Linked DNA regions of Mus musculus: region 2 is linked to region 1. Evidence: chromatin contacts called from ENCODE Hi-C or POLR2A ChIA-PET data. All regions are on one chromosome and are shown on one strand. Each heading gives the region's core, a stretch centred on a gene start or an enhancer-like site at or near the end of the contact. The rest is flanking DNA. Distances are from core to core; before and after follow the strand shown. Region 1 holds the start of A930035F09Rik (a long non-coding RNA gene). Region 2 overlaps A930035F09Rik (a long non-coding RNA gene).

Region 1 (7,122 bases), core at 2,680-5,179:
AAATATTGAAATGTATAAGCCTATCAATCACAAACATCCAGTAATGGTATATATAGATTTTAATATTACATCTAATAGATTCCCTGTGGAAAGAGAATGGCATTCTTTGCTCTCAGCATGAATTTATAAATCTAAGGAATTTTATTACAGGAAAACCAGGTCAAATGGAAATGAAAGATGAAGTGCACATCAAAAATGCATAAAGCTACATGCATTACAGAAGTCATTTCCCATAAATTAAAAAGAAGACAATATAAATTATGTTGTTTTCTCCAATTGCTAGATGTTTCTGGCTGTTTCTTAGATTGGAGTGGGTTGGTCCTACAGATTCGCTTCCCATTGGTTTTTAAAAGCTTTAGGTCTTCAAGAAGAACTAATGTTGCAACCAACGCTCAGAATCTCAGCTAATGACGTTAGCCAGCTCAGTGGTGTGATTCTGCAGAGGCTCTGGCATTATTTTGTTTTGTGCAGAAATCTTGGAGAGTGACCCCCTCAGCCCCACCCCCCAGCTCATTAAGTCACTCCAGCTCTGTGTAGCCACCATGGCATCTGTTAGGAGAGAGAAATAAAACAGTCGACAGATAGTCACTTCAGAAGACAGTGAGGTGGGGTTGGTACCATACCAGAGCACTTTAATCTGTGACTTCTGAGAAAGTGACAGTGTAATAAGATAATGTGGACTGCTGGACTCCCACACTCTGTTCAGTCTCTCTAACACTTGATTAGGAGAGAGCGATTCCTAATGACTGTGGACCATTAGTCCTAAATAAGGTTAATGAATTAATTTAGTAGACACTTACTGGGAGGAGGTGGATATGGTTTTAAGAGGACTAGAGAGTTACTGAGTCATGTGCCAGCCCTGGCCACCTCAAGCATAGCAATAAGGTTTCAGTTGAGTGGAGTCCAGATTCTCAGCATCCCCCACATTTCTGCTAAGAAAATTAAAAAGTGTGTGTGTGTGTGTGTGTGTGTGTGTGTGTGTTGTTCAGTACCACACAAGTCTTAATGCTCTTCACATTGGTTATTATGACCATCTTTTGGGTACCCCAACATGGCTCTAACCCAGTGTTGTTCTCTATCTGTGGGTTTCAACCCCTTTGGCAAGCCTCTTTCTCCAAAAATATTTACATTACGATTTATAACAGTAGCAAAACTACAGCTATGAAGTAGCAACAAAAATAATTTTATGGTTGGGGGTCACCACAGCATGAACTGTACTAAAAGGGTTGCAGCATTAGGAAAGTTGAGGGCCTCCACTCCATCCTTACGCATTATGAAGGATAACCGTTTGAGTTCTAAACATTTGAGTTCTTTCTGTTAGAGGAAAAAGATATTTCATTCCCTGCCAGAGTATAGAAGCACTCCACCAACTCAGGTTCATTAACAAATTGAACTCCACATTCATGATTTTTTGAGTGTTTGGCTTCCCTTCCAGAGTATATAGGAAGATGCCGCCAACTCGAATTCATTAATAAATTGAATTCCAGCCGTGTTCACAAAAATTTTGCATATCTTTTGAGAACACTGCTTGGTACCTGTTGGGGGAGATCTATAGTTGAAATCACAAAACCTGGGGAAAGCACATTAAGGAGATTAACTTCTATCATAAAGGAGTGATTTAAATTCTTCCTGGTAGAGCCCTCCGCTCAGCTCTTATTAAAACAATATACTACAATAAGTGGTAGATGCACTTTTCTCCTAATTACTTTGATTGAAATCTGAGCCAGACAAAGTAAACATTTAGCTATTAGTTAATAATAATGATGAAGATCTACTGTTCCGATCAGCCCTTGCCTAGCCTTCAGCACCTTTCCAGGGGACGTGGAACACATTTGTACCAGATCCCATTTTAAACACACTCTTTATGTTCCAAGGCACTGTTTATACCCAGGACTGCCTTTCATTTACTTAACAGTGAGTGGTTTTAAAAGCCAACTGGAAGCTGCAACAGGGTTACGAATTCTCAGACACGCTGGTACCTCACACTGAATAGATCCAAAGCCTTTATTGACAGTGCGACTTTCATTCATACTTCAGACTGATCACAGACGGTTTACAAAGGCAGCGGAGAGTTCCAGCGCCAAGACTGACCGCTATCTCTCTGTGTCGCCCACCAGAGGAAACCGAGCAGGGGTGTTTTGAGGAGAACCAGGAAGTCCTCCCGGTGAAGTGTTCATTAACTCTCAGCAGCCATCAGATTTTTGAAAGGGAGTCTCATTTAATTGCCTCTGGGAGGAAACATTATTAAGATAATTGGTGTGCTGATCTGGGAAGGTAGGCAGCTCTGTCTCGAAACAGAGGCAGGAGAAGCCAGCAACCAACTGGAGCAGGGGGCCGAGGGTTTGTGGTCCTCCTGCCCCAGACGCCCTGACTTCTCCGTTCCTTGCGCAGGCAAGTTTCCTGCGCCCGGCAGCCGTGCGCGCGTCCCGTGGCTGGGGCTGGAAGTCCCGTGGCTGGGGCTGGAACCCCTTCGCCCGAGGGGACTCGGCAGCCCCGGGCACTCTGGTTGCTCCCGTCTCCGGCTGTCACTTACCGCTGCGGAAAGCGCCCGCCAGGGCGAGGGCAAGGGCGAGCGTGGCGCACAGCAACGGCAGCCCCCTCTCCATCCTCCTTCGCCAAGCCAGTCCCCAGGCAGCCGCAGGAGAACACGATTGCGCGGACGAAAAACCAGCAAACGATAATCTTAACAATCCGAAACGCTCTTAAGTCCGCCTAAGAACCAGAAAATCCTCAGCGGGTCTTGGCGGGGAAGGCTAGCGGCGAGGCAATGCCTGAATTCGCGAGAAGCGCTTTTCTTTTTGTGTCTCAAGTCGCCTGCATCCTGTCATTTAGCTCCGATTTCCTCTCCCTTTTCCCACACTTGTTCCTCTTCCAGGAGCCACTGCCCGGGCCATGTCTCAGGAAGAAGAAGAAGGAGGAAAAAAAAGAGGGGAGGAGTTGCGAGGAGGAGGGGAGAGGGCGGGCGACACACCAAAGCCAATTTCTAGAGGGAAAGAAAAAAAAAATCCCGCTTGATTCTGGACGGGTTGGAGCCGAGGAGCTGGCGCCCAGAGGAGGTCCGGGTTGTCTGCGGGAAGGAGAGAGAGCAATGAAAAGATGAGCGGGAGAGCAAGGACTTTCTCCACTGGCACCCGCCTCTCTCTCCGACCTCCCCCTCCCTCCCAGAGCCCTTCCCTCCCTTCCTCCCGCCCCCTCCCCGCACAGCTCTGCCAGTGATTGCCTGGCTGGAGATTCAGAGACACAAGTTTCTCTCCGCGTGCTTTCCCGGTTGGTCCTCTGGGCTCCCCCCTCCACCCCACCTCCGGGTACCCTGCTGTGCTCTCCGCGGGAAGAAGGTCACTAGGGAGCAGGTTGTCTGCGCCCAGAGCGCAAGGTCACGTATGTGTGTCAGAAGGGGCAGTACAAGTGGTACCAGCCCCAGTGGCAGGCTAGTCTACCTTGACGAGATCTCTGCACCCCAGAACTGAACTAGGCTGCTCGTGTAGGCGAGGATCCTGGAGTCAAGGAGTTCCGAGAGACCGGGGTTAGCTGCTACTTCACGGAACTCCTAATCCCTAGGTACCGGCGCCCCCGGAGGCGTGGATCGCGCTGTCAGTCCCCGCTTTCACTTCCTGGGTGTCAGCCTGAGGTTTGGGGCAGGAAGCAGTCGGGCGCTCCAGGACGCTCCGAGTAGGACTTAGACTAAAAGAAGAACGCCTTGGTTGTTCTGCGAGACACGCTGTTGATCTTAGAGAACTGTGACCCAGTCTGCCACGTAAAGCATAGGCAGACTTTCTTAGAGCACGGACCCTGGCTGCAGCGGAACAAGGTCTCCTCGCCGTGCATAAAGGCGAGGATGGGTACCTGATACCCCCATCCCCACCCCTGACGCTTCAGGCTGCATTGTTCCCCGAGATTTGGTCCCCTCTTCTTTGGGGTTACATGAGCTCGGAGGATGGATGGTGGCGCGCCTTTCAGCTAGGGGGCAGCCGCCAACAGTCGCAGACCAGCCACGTAGAACTCCAAGAATCTGAATCAGGGGTCGAGGGACCCATTTCTGTGCACACCGAGGGAAGGATAAGACTGGCAACGACCCCTTGTGAGGGTGACAGGATGATCTTTGCAAGGGTCTCCTAGTGCCAGGTTTAGATTACAGGCAATTGTGTCTACTGATCCTCCAGCCTCATACGCCACCCACTTACGAGGTGCGTCCCTGGTGTCTGCCCAGTGCCTCCCCTCCCCCATGTAGTCCGGTTCCATCCTCGAGGGCTTTCCGAGAACTGCAGCAGGTGGCTTTGGTTTATGAATAGCAAGGACACCCAGGGACATAAACTGGTTGAGGCTTCTGATCAAGTACATATACCGGGCTCAATGACCTCCGAAGGAGCTGGTGGGTAAGGTGAAAAGGTCATACGCCTTCTGGGAAGTGGCATTTATAGACATACTGCCACCACAGAGACTGACTCCTACCTGGTACAAGGGGTTGCAAAGATTTGGGAATGCTGGCAAGGAGACTCTGGTCAAAGGTTTTGGCTGAAAAACTAGGGTCATTCAGGGAGAAAGATCGCTCAGGACACTGGTGCCCTAGGCCAGGACTCTGCGTTGGATGTCTGGGCTGGGCGCTGAATTGAGGCTTGTCCGTTGTGCGGATCTCCCTCCTGGGCTCCCGCGCAGGACCCACTGGCTCCAGAGTCCAGCCTTCTTTCCGGCCCTGGTTACCAGCCCCGCCTCCAACGCAGCCTCTCCCTCCCTGCCCCACCGCAGCGCCAACCCTGCGTGCAGAGAGCCAGCCCCGGAGCGCCCCCGGTTAGTCGCCCCTAGCTTCCTCTTTGGTTCTCCGACCCTTTGGAACTCCGGGTGGGTTGGTTGGGCGTGCCAGAAGGCCGGGAGTCAAACGCCTGAGTCGAGCGGAAGGGGCAGTCGTGAGGCCGTTGGCCCTCTGCAGGCAAGGTCTAGGCGATAGCCGCGCCCAGGGTAAAGCTAGGGGAACGAGAGTGGCGGCGGCGGGGGGGGGGGGGGGGGGGGGGCGGCAGCCCTGGCGATGTGCCACACGGAGCGCGTGTCCCCGCCTCCCTGCGCCAGGCATCGGGCGCATCCTTGCCAATTCCAACTATGTTGGGCAAGCCTTAGATTCAGGGTGACCCCGCGCCACCCTAGTCCTGGAGTCCAACGGACAGGCGCCTCGCCGGACTTGGCGAGTCGACATAAGAGGGAAACCAGGCCAAAATTGTGGAGATCCAGATCCTTGTCTCTTTCCGAAGAGGAACCCCTTTGCCTGGCTAGCCCAGGCGAAGCTGAAGCCTGTATTTAACCAATCTGCCCTGGGTCGGGTGAGATAAGGGGCACACTTAGGACACTTGAGTGATCAACTGGTGCGCCCTGGAAGGGACAGTTCCCCATACCCAGAAACAAGAAGCTTGGGGAACCAGTGAAAGACTCCTAGTTTTCTGGCTCAGCCCCTAAGTTCTCTTGATAGCTTTTCTCGGTTGTAAGGCATGCCCTGTGTGTACTTTAGGGGAAACATACTTAAAGCTATTGTTTCTCATTTTCCAGAACTGAGGCTTTCCTAGACACTTTTTCTTTTCCACAGTGGGTCTGAGAAATGGAGCCAAGCCACTCTAATAAATAATTGCCAGCTAGTGCGTAGGTATACTGCTAACCGTTCTGGTTAACAACCTTTTCCTGTGCCATAGGATCCCATCAAGAGAGACAGGCCATTTTAGATACCTGTACTTCTCCACCCAGGGAAACAGAGTGGCTTTATAGGAGAGCAAGTGTGAGACAGAGGAAGAATTTGGCAGTATTCCTAGTTTGATTTTATTTTGGTCTCGTGCACATATCCCTCTTCTTGATATCACAGATCTGCCTAGGAGACAGGGTCTGCTTCTACCTTCGGGTGATTTATCTATCTGCTGCCCTAACCGTGCTGGATAGAGGCTGTCCATGGTCAGTTCCACCTCAGGGGCTGCTGAGGTTGGGGCCTGTTTGAGCACAGCCAGTATGAACTAGCTGGGTGGAAAAACCTTGCTCCTTTCACCAAGCCACATCACTTTGCTAGAAATAAGAGAGTCATTGCTCCCAGAAGGCCTTTGGACCACCTAGTTCTCAAGGGTACAATATGGGGATCCCAGTGTAGCTCAAAACCACATCAAGTGCAGTCAAGATTATGCATTGTGTTGTTTTTAAAGTCAAACCTATGGCAATAAAGAAACAAAGAATTCTTAGGAGCTAACCAACATCTAACATGGAAGAAGAGAAACTGCAGTTTACACATTTGGTGGTATGGGGCCCCGATCCCAGCACTCTGGAACAGGAGGCATGAGGATCAGGGTTTCAAGGTCAGAGTGAGTTCAAGGTCAGTCTGTGCTACCTGAGACACTGCCTTCACAGAACAAAGAAACTTAGAAAAAAAAAAAAAAGAGAGAGAGAGAATCCCTTTGGGTCAGGAGAGATGGCATTGTGGTGAAGGGAAGGTTTTGCTCTTTCAAGTTCAGTTCCCAACAGTTACACTGGATAATTCAAGACTACCTATACCTACAGTTCCCAGGGATCCAATACCCTCTTCTAAACTCCACAGGCACTTCCACTTACATGAGTATACCCAGGCATATGTACACACAATTAAAATAAGTTTAAACACTCTAAATGAGACAGTTTCCTTAAAATGATACCTTTATGAAACAACTGTCATGCAAAAGTTGTCTCTTGGGGATCCTGCTATAGGTATCTGGATTTGTAGTGGCAGAAGAGAATAAATAAAGAAATCTTTAATTTTGTTTCTTTTTAAAAAGCTACTTTAGTTTTTGTTACTTTTGATTATGTGTGTGTGTCCACACATGGTATGTATATGTGAGTGCAGGTGGCCACAGACCAGAGTTGTCAGATGCCCTGGATCTGGAATTACAGATGGTTGTTAGCTGCCCAATGTGGATGCTGGGAGCTGAAGCTAGGTTCTCTGGGAGGACAGCGGGTACACCCAACCTTGGTACCATCTCTCTAGCCCTCATTTCTGTTTCTCTAAGTAGTATAGACATGAATGCTTTCTAAAACCTACAGGATAAGATTTCAAAGCAAAGTCTTTGTGATCTGAATATCCCCTGACACAGGTGGACAGGGCTAAATTCTGAGTCATGCTGGTGGAGT
Region 2 (7,122 bases), core at 1,902-4,401, 140 kb after region 1:
ATAGGAAGTTTGGAAGAGACTTAAGGATGAGGAATAGCTGAAAAGTTACACAAGCTGATCTCATGGAAATACCACACTGACTCCTCACTAATAAGTGGCACTAATTAATCAACAAAAAAAGAAAGAAAGAAAGAAAGAAAGAAAGAGAGAGAGAGAGAGAAGGAAGAAAGGAAGAAAGGAAGAAAGGAAGAAAGAAAGAAAGAAAGAAAGAAAGAAAGAAAGAAAGAAAGAAAGGAAGGAAGGAAGGAAGGAAGGAAGAGAGAGAGGAAGAAAGGAAGGAAGAAAGAAAGGTGAGCACAGAATCTTGTTACAGAAGCTGTTCTGTATCCTTCCTCCCCTCTTAAAATCTTATTTCAAATAAGTTTGGTCCTTTTACATAGAGTATTTTGGGACCTCCTGTGCACTCCATCGCTTTGAGGTTTCTCTGCTGTTGAATATATGTTTTCAAATTGTGTTATTATGCAGCACACTTTGGTGATTGTCTTTGCTCTTAGATACGTGCTTACATTGTTGATTGTGTTTGTTTGTGGTCATAAAAGCTACATGATATAAGGGTTTGTACTGTAAAGGCTTTTATACGTTTTCATTTTTAAGCTGTCTCCTCCTCATCTTCTTGCTCCTCTCTCACTCTGAAGGTCCCTTTATCTTGACTTTCAATATAAAAATTAGAGATGACTCAGTGGACTTGGAGCCAGCTTGGGAAAGATCAAAATGCCAAAAACTTAATTTTGTAAAACAACTCTGTCTCCTTCAAAGTTGGACCCACTCCTGTTTTAACCTCCATTCAATGTCTGACTACCAGGCTCAGACACTGATGCCAGAGAACCCATCTCAATCATAGCACACCCTGGGTGTTCACAGGGCCTGAGTGAATTGAAGGTTACCTGTGATGAGCACAGAACCTAATTCTCCAAAGTCACCATTCCCCTCCCCTTGAAACTTGTGGTGCTTGTGGGACTCTGACTGCATCAACCAGACATTCTGATTAAAATCTAATTATTTAAAAAGCCACCAGATATGTGTTGCTTGAAAATAGGAGGGACAGAGGAAGGGACAGAGAAGGTACAAAGCACACTGATATACCTACATGTATATCTACATCTATCTATCTATCTATCTATCTATCTATCTATCTATCTATCTATCTTTAACCTGGAATAAACTTTCTTAAATCATTACCTAAAGGGCTTTGTCACAAAATTTGCTACATCAACTTTTGGTACGGTAACAAAATGTTTCTATTTTATTTTATAAATAAAATGAGGTAAAACCTAGCTTGTTTCAAGTAAGTATGGGATATTTTAGAATTATTGTGCCATATTATATAATAAGTGATACATAAATGTTCATGGTCTGGGGGAAACTCAGTCTGTAAAGCATGGGGCCTGGACTTTGATTCCCCAGAACCCACATAAAAAACCTAAGCCTGACCATAAGTCTCTATGATCCCTGTGCTGGGAAGTTGGAAGCCTGGAGATCCCTGGGGTAAGCTCAGTGAGATACCTTATCTAAAAACATATGGTGGACATCAATTGAGTAAGACATCCAAAGTTTACCTCTGGTCTTACCGCATCCCTATCCCACATATATAAATGCATGAGAGTTCAAAAAGCCTTTTTATCTTAACATTTCTTCTGTATATGTATTTGCATGTAATATATGCATGAGTACATATTTGTGTGTGTACATGCATATACAGATATATGTGTGTGCGTGTACATGGGATGGTGTCAGAGGTTTGTATTAACCATTTTCTTAATAGAAACAAAAACTTTCAGTTTTTGAGCTACCAATTGCCTAGTTTGGCTCATCAGCAAGTTCTAGGGAATCAACCTATCTCTGCCCCACCCCACCAGTATGGTTATAGGTGTTATAGGTGCACACCACTATGCCCAGCTTCTAGTGGGTGCTAGGGATTCAAATTAGGTAATTATGCTGGCATACCATGCACTTTACCAACTGAGCATCCTTCCAGTTCTCCCAGCCCTGGCAAAAATCAAAAACCAAAAACCAAAACCAACAACATCAAGAAAAAAAAAAGTGGGATAATAACATAGGTTTTCTTTCTTTTCATTAGTGCCCCGAGCAGGCTGTATAGGGTTATAAAGTCTTAAGTTAATGAACTTAAGTGAGATACCTTATCTAAAAACATATGGTGGACATGACCAGAGGCCATTGTAACATTTCCAGATGGGAGAAGAGAGCCAGGTACGACTGTTCTGGAAAGGTCATAAGCCTGTGTATAGAAGAGAATTAAAAGTGCAGTTCTGAATGACCAACACACAATGCTTTTGTGGTAGTTTTCTGAAGAGAATGTTGGATCAATATAAAACCATGTCCAATTGGCAGTGATGTCTAAAATAACTTCAGATCTGGCTTCAGAAAGAGCTAGGAGAGAAAAAAGAATTACACAAAGAAGCATGTGGGCAACAAGAAATTTGTCTTTCATAGAACAATCTTGATAACAGATAATTCATTCACAGAAGCTCCTGAAAGTATTCAGCATGCTTGTGACAGAAGTCTAGAATAATGAGAAAAGGGTGCATGTCTCAATTCAGTCTAAGACATATCATTCTGAGGGCTGGGAAGACGGCTGTCAGTAAAGAGTTTGTCTTACAAGCATAGGACTTGAATATGATCTTCAGAACCCATGTTGAAATGTTGGTCACATATGCTTGAAACCTTGGTGCTAAGAAGAAGAGACAGGTAGATCCCGGTGGCCTGATTGCCAGGAAGCCTAGACGACTTGTAGTGTTCCAGACCGAGATTGGCAGCACTAAAGGAATCATACCCAGGGATGGTCTCCGGCTACCACATGTATGCAAACAAACGTACATGCAAACGTACATGCACACATTCATGCACACACACGCACACACACACTCTTACCATTTGACATAAGAGCTTGTAGTTGTATGAATTTTATAAGCCATGAACATGACTGTCTCTTCATTTACTAGGATTTATGCAGTAACTAGAGCACTATTAAAGACAATCTCTGAAGGTCAGAACAATGTGAACAGCCTGGATGTGTGCACTGTCAGCTGAATAAGCCATGGGGCTGAAGGGATAGGCCTGGAATTCTTCCACAGAGTAGGCCTGGCAAATTCCCATGAAATTAGGTCACTAGGCAAGTGTCCCAGGGCTGGCAGCATACTTAGGATTCTTACCTAATCTCCCTTCTAAGTGTATTTTTTAAGAGTCTTTAGCACTTAGAAATTTTGCTAAGGTAGTATCTGAAATAGCAGAATGGTCTGGAAGTACATCAGATGAATGCTAAGTCTGAAGAATACAGATTAGAAAGCCCAAAGAAGGAAGAGGGAAGCTTAGACATAGAGACTCCAGGGTAAGGACTATTCCATTAACAAGCATTTACCACAAATGTTCAATATGTCCAATAGTCCAGTGTCTCTGTAAGTCAGGAAGTAGAAGTCCTAGGTTGGGTTTCCATTCATTGGAAATTTGGTAACAGCCCAAATAGGGCAAATGCACCATTTTAACCCACACCTCCCCTCTGATGCTCTTCAGAAAGATGACCTTGACTCTGGATGCAATAAGTCTGGAAGCACTGGCCTACCATACTGAATTACAAGGTTTACTCTCTTCTGGCATCTCAGAGTTCCAATTCTGTTTTTAGATTCCTCTTTCCTGGCACCTTTGCTTTTAAATTTCTCTGAACAAATACCCACTTGAGTGCTCTTGGAGATCCAATAGTGGTTCTTAATCAACAGAACGTTAAGGTCAAGTGTTTGGAACTTAAAGAATTCTCCTTTATCTTAGTATGTAGTTATTCCCCATGTAGCCAGTAACAATACAACTTCCCGGGGAATAGTTAGAACCTCCAGTCACTGTCTGAAGTTCCTGACAGGGTGAGAAGGTAGTCCTTTGCCTCTGTGTGCCTCACTGAAAAGGTGACACATGCTCATAGAACACTCATAAAAAGATAACATCTTAGACTCAGAGTCTGACAATGTGGGCTTTTTAAATTTTTTTTCAAAAGGAAGTATTAGGCACTGGCCACTCTCAACTAACAGGTTAAAATTATGTGTTAGAGGGATGTCTGCCTCCTGATGGGGACACCACGATGTTACATGTACCCTCCTTTAGCTTCAATTCACTGACAGCAGAATTTTCTGTTTCTTATTAATTTTATCATCTTCTAATAGTGAGGAATTGCTCATGTCACATTGTAAACCTAATTATTTGAAAAAGGATGTTATATCACATGTGGCTGACTGCTTATCTGTAATGTGCAGAAATACTAATCTTATTTGGAAATAACCACAAGGATCTGCTAAATTATGGATAAAGTCTGAATCACTTTATGCCTAATTATAAAAATAATGAGTAAAATATCAAAGAAATTTGTTTGGGGAATTCTAGTGAGAGAAAGAAGCACTAATAATTTTCCTAATAGGACTTTGGAAATAACTATACTCCCAGTTTTATAGGAAAATAGTTTCATTATTATTAATGTTTTTAATTCCCAAAAGTTAGTTGTGATTTTTTTTCTTTACATAAGCTTGCTTGGAAAACAGACAAAATGATATCATTATTATGTGAATTTTATTGTCTCTCTATGAAAGCAAATATAAACAGAAAGATTAATTTCAGATAAAGATAAAGACATCTTTGCAACTAAACAGTCCTTGGCAAATGAGTTTAATTTCCTGGGACTTGATGTCTGCATCTATAAAATAAAGAGACTGGGATTAGATCACCCCTGATGGGAATCCTGAGGGTGTGTGTTCCTCAGTCAGAGGGATCTGCACGTCTCTATACTCACTGCCCTATGGAAGACTCCTGGGAAGGCTGTGCATTGGGGGGCTTCACCTCTGCTGATGTCAAATGGTCCCAGTTGATTTAGATACAGAATTACCCTCTGGCTGCTTTATTTGACTAAGTCAAAATAGCCACAGTTTTGGTGAGTGCTGGCTGGAAGGATAGTAAGTGCCCCAGTCCCCATAGCGAGTTGTTTTGTGTGCTTCAGACAAGACAGTGAAGAGCTAAGCCTGGTGTCCTTTCCTCTCCTTTCTCCTTCACCCCAACTAGCCTCAAACTCACTGTATGGCTGAGGATGATCTTGAACTCCAGATCCTCTGACCTCTGCCTTCCCACACAGATATTCATCACTAAGCTTTAGTAGGGGCTTTATGCATGCTGGACAAGAATCTACTCAGCTACTTCTCTAGCCCTCATTTCCCCTTAAACAAATATTAGAATCCCGTATCTTCATAAATCCGTTGTGCTTTCTCATGTCTTAAGATACCCAGATTTTTAGCTTCCACAAACATTGAAAGTCACAAATGCCATGAACATTTAAAGGACCATAAGTTAAACCTACCTACAACTCATGTGCCACTTAGGGACAAGTCTTTTTAAATTAATAAACAAATCCCAAGGGCACAAAAGGGACAGATGACCAGAACTCTAGTCTAGACTTTCTCATGCTTCATTAACTGTCACAGATCACTAACCACATTTACTCTTCAAGCACTGACAATTGTCACCTCGCACATGGTGGCACACATGCTGAAGAATGAAAGAAAGCCACTCATTTAAGTTACAGTTGAGACATAAAATGGGTGTTGTAGGAGTTGATGCTGATGCTAAGGTCCTGTTCACCAATTGGTTCTTGATCCATCAGTAAAGGAAGAAGAGACCAGTGACTAAGAACAGGGCGGGACCCTTAGAGTTGGCAGAATTGAGGGAGCTGGGGAAGAAGAAGGAGGTAGTAGCTGCAGGAGATAAAGCCATCTACATTTTTGGTTTGAGTGGCCAATGGCTACTCTATTCAATTATGTCTGGGGTGGCAGGGGAAGTTTAGCAGTGCACAGTCATTAGGTTAGCAAAGGCATTTTAAGATTAACTGGTGTGTGTGTGTGTGTGTGTGTGTGTGTGTGTGTGTGTGTGTATGTGTGTGTGTGTGTGTGTGTGTGTGTGTTGTTGTTGTTGTTGTTGTTGTTGCTTCCTCAGTGGATCTGGGTGGGGGATGGTAGTGCAGCCTGTTCCCAAAGCTTAAGGCATAGTAGCAAAAGCTACACACTACAGTGTAACTGATGATAAAACATTATGTGTTATATTATAAAAAACCAAAAGCAGCAGTGACTGCCAGTGTGAAGTGCCCATTCTGACAGCCTGCTAACCCCCCATCATCCATCATTCCCATGTCACGAAAAGAACTCTAGAATTTCAGGTGTAGACCTTGATATACAGTTTGCTTAGAATTCTGTTTGCTAAAACAAAATGAAACAAAACAAAGCATATACATATAGTTTGCTTTAAAAATAACAAATGACAATGACAAGAGTCTGTGAGTTCCTGAGAAGAAAGCATGAATATTGATGTATTAGGTAGCCTTAGATAGGTAGAAATTAATAATTTGTTGATTCCATTCAGGTCAGTGCTTGCTTAAGTAAGAAAGGTAGGGTCACATAGAGATGTGTGCCTAATGAAGAACAGGCTATGCGGAATCTTCCTATACCCTCCTAGAATGAAGAAACAAGTCAGAGAACCCTCTTCCTTCCATTTCTTATGGATTCCCTCCTCCTCCTTCTCCTCCTCCTCCTTTTCCTTCTTCTACATGAAACTGTGTCTCTAACTGAGAATTCCTTGGCTCTGTGGGGAGCTATGAGAGTTAAGCAGGCCCTCTGTTTTGTGTCAAAGAACAAAGGAACAGTGCCCCGGGTTTCCTGAAGAACATCAATTTGCATTTTTTTTTAAATCTCAGTTTCCCACAAACTTGCAGAATCACCTCATTTTTAAAAGAAGTACTTGTTTTGACTTCAAATATTCTTTATACTTGTCCTGGTCATAAGCATTCCTTCAGAAAGCATCAGAGCTGCCAGGCTCCGCTGGAATCATGGTATCCCTTCCTGAGTGAAGGACTGGGGAACAAACTGTCCCTTTTCTTTATTACCTTGTCCACCTGCAACCTTTGAACTTCATGAGACTTAAACAAATTAAAGGATTAGATTCCATGACAACTCAAGGTAATGAAAACCTTTCTCCAGGGAATCAACTGAGCTAGAAAGACTAGATGTGAATTTCCTAGGGTCATGGCATTTGACTCTTCCATGAGCCATTATGAAAAGGTAAGGGACATTCTTCCTAGACCTCTGC

What was found. A loop is a pair of places that touch in the nucleus more often than their neighbours do. ChIA-PET counts read pairs that join two places held with the same protein, here RNA polymerase II (POLR2A).
Region 2: a map of heart shows a loop between it and region 1 (6-fold over the local background). The contact joins the enhancer-like site here to the promoter of A930035F09Rik in region 1. A Hi-C loop is called at or near these places in 9 of 37 maps with a recorded cell type or tissue (gastrocnemius, heart and left cerebral cortex). POLR2A ChIA-PET finds 5 or more read pairs at or near these places in 1 of 5 experiments (Patski).

What each region holds. Positions count from the first base shown.
Region 1 is chr8:128,355,044-128,362,165 of GRCm38, reverse strand. It overlaps A930035F09Rik (a long non-coding RNA gene), which reads left to right and starts at 3,929. Exons shown (of 3, transcript XR_879381.3): 1 at 3,929-4,785. It overlaps Nrp1 (neuropilin 1), which reads right to left and starts at 3,093. Exons shown (of 17, transcript NM_008737.2): 1 at 2,534-3,093. The coding sequence starts at 2,606. Mir1903 (microRNA 1903) reads right to left here and starts at 2,925; the gene lies at 2,846-2,925.
Region 2 is chr8:128,215,725-128,222,846 of GRCm38, reverse strand. All of the region lies in intron 1 of A930035F09Rik (a long non-coding RNA gene), which reads left to right. Among named protein-coding and RNA genes, the nearest start is that of Mir21c, 59 kb to the left of the region's middle. Within about 2 kb of position 3,151, at least 1 of the 3 ENCODE cell types and tissues checked has a DNase peak (open chromatin) inside an H3K27ac peak, as active enhancers do; it is heart, where a contact is called at or near this core.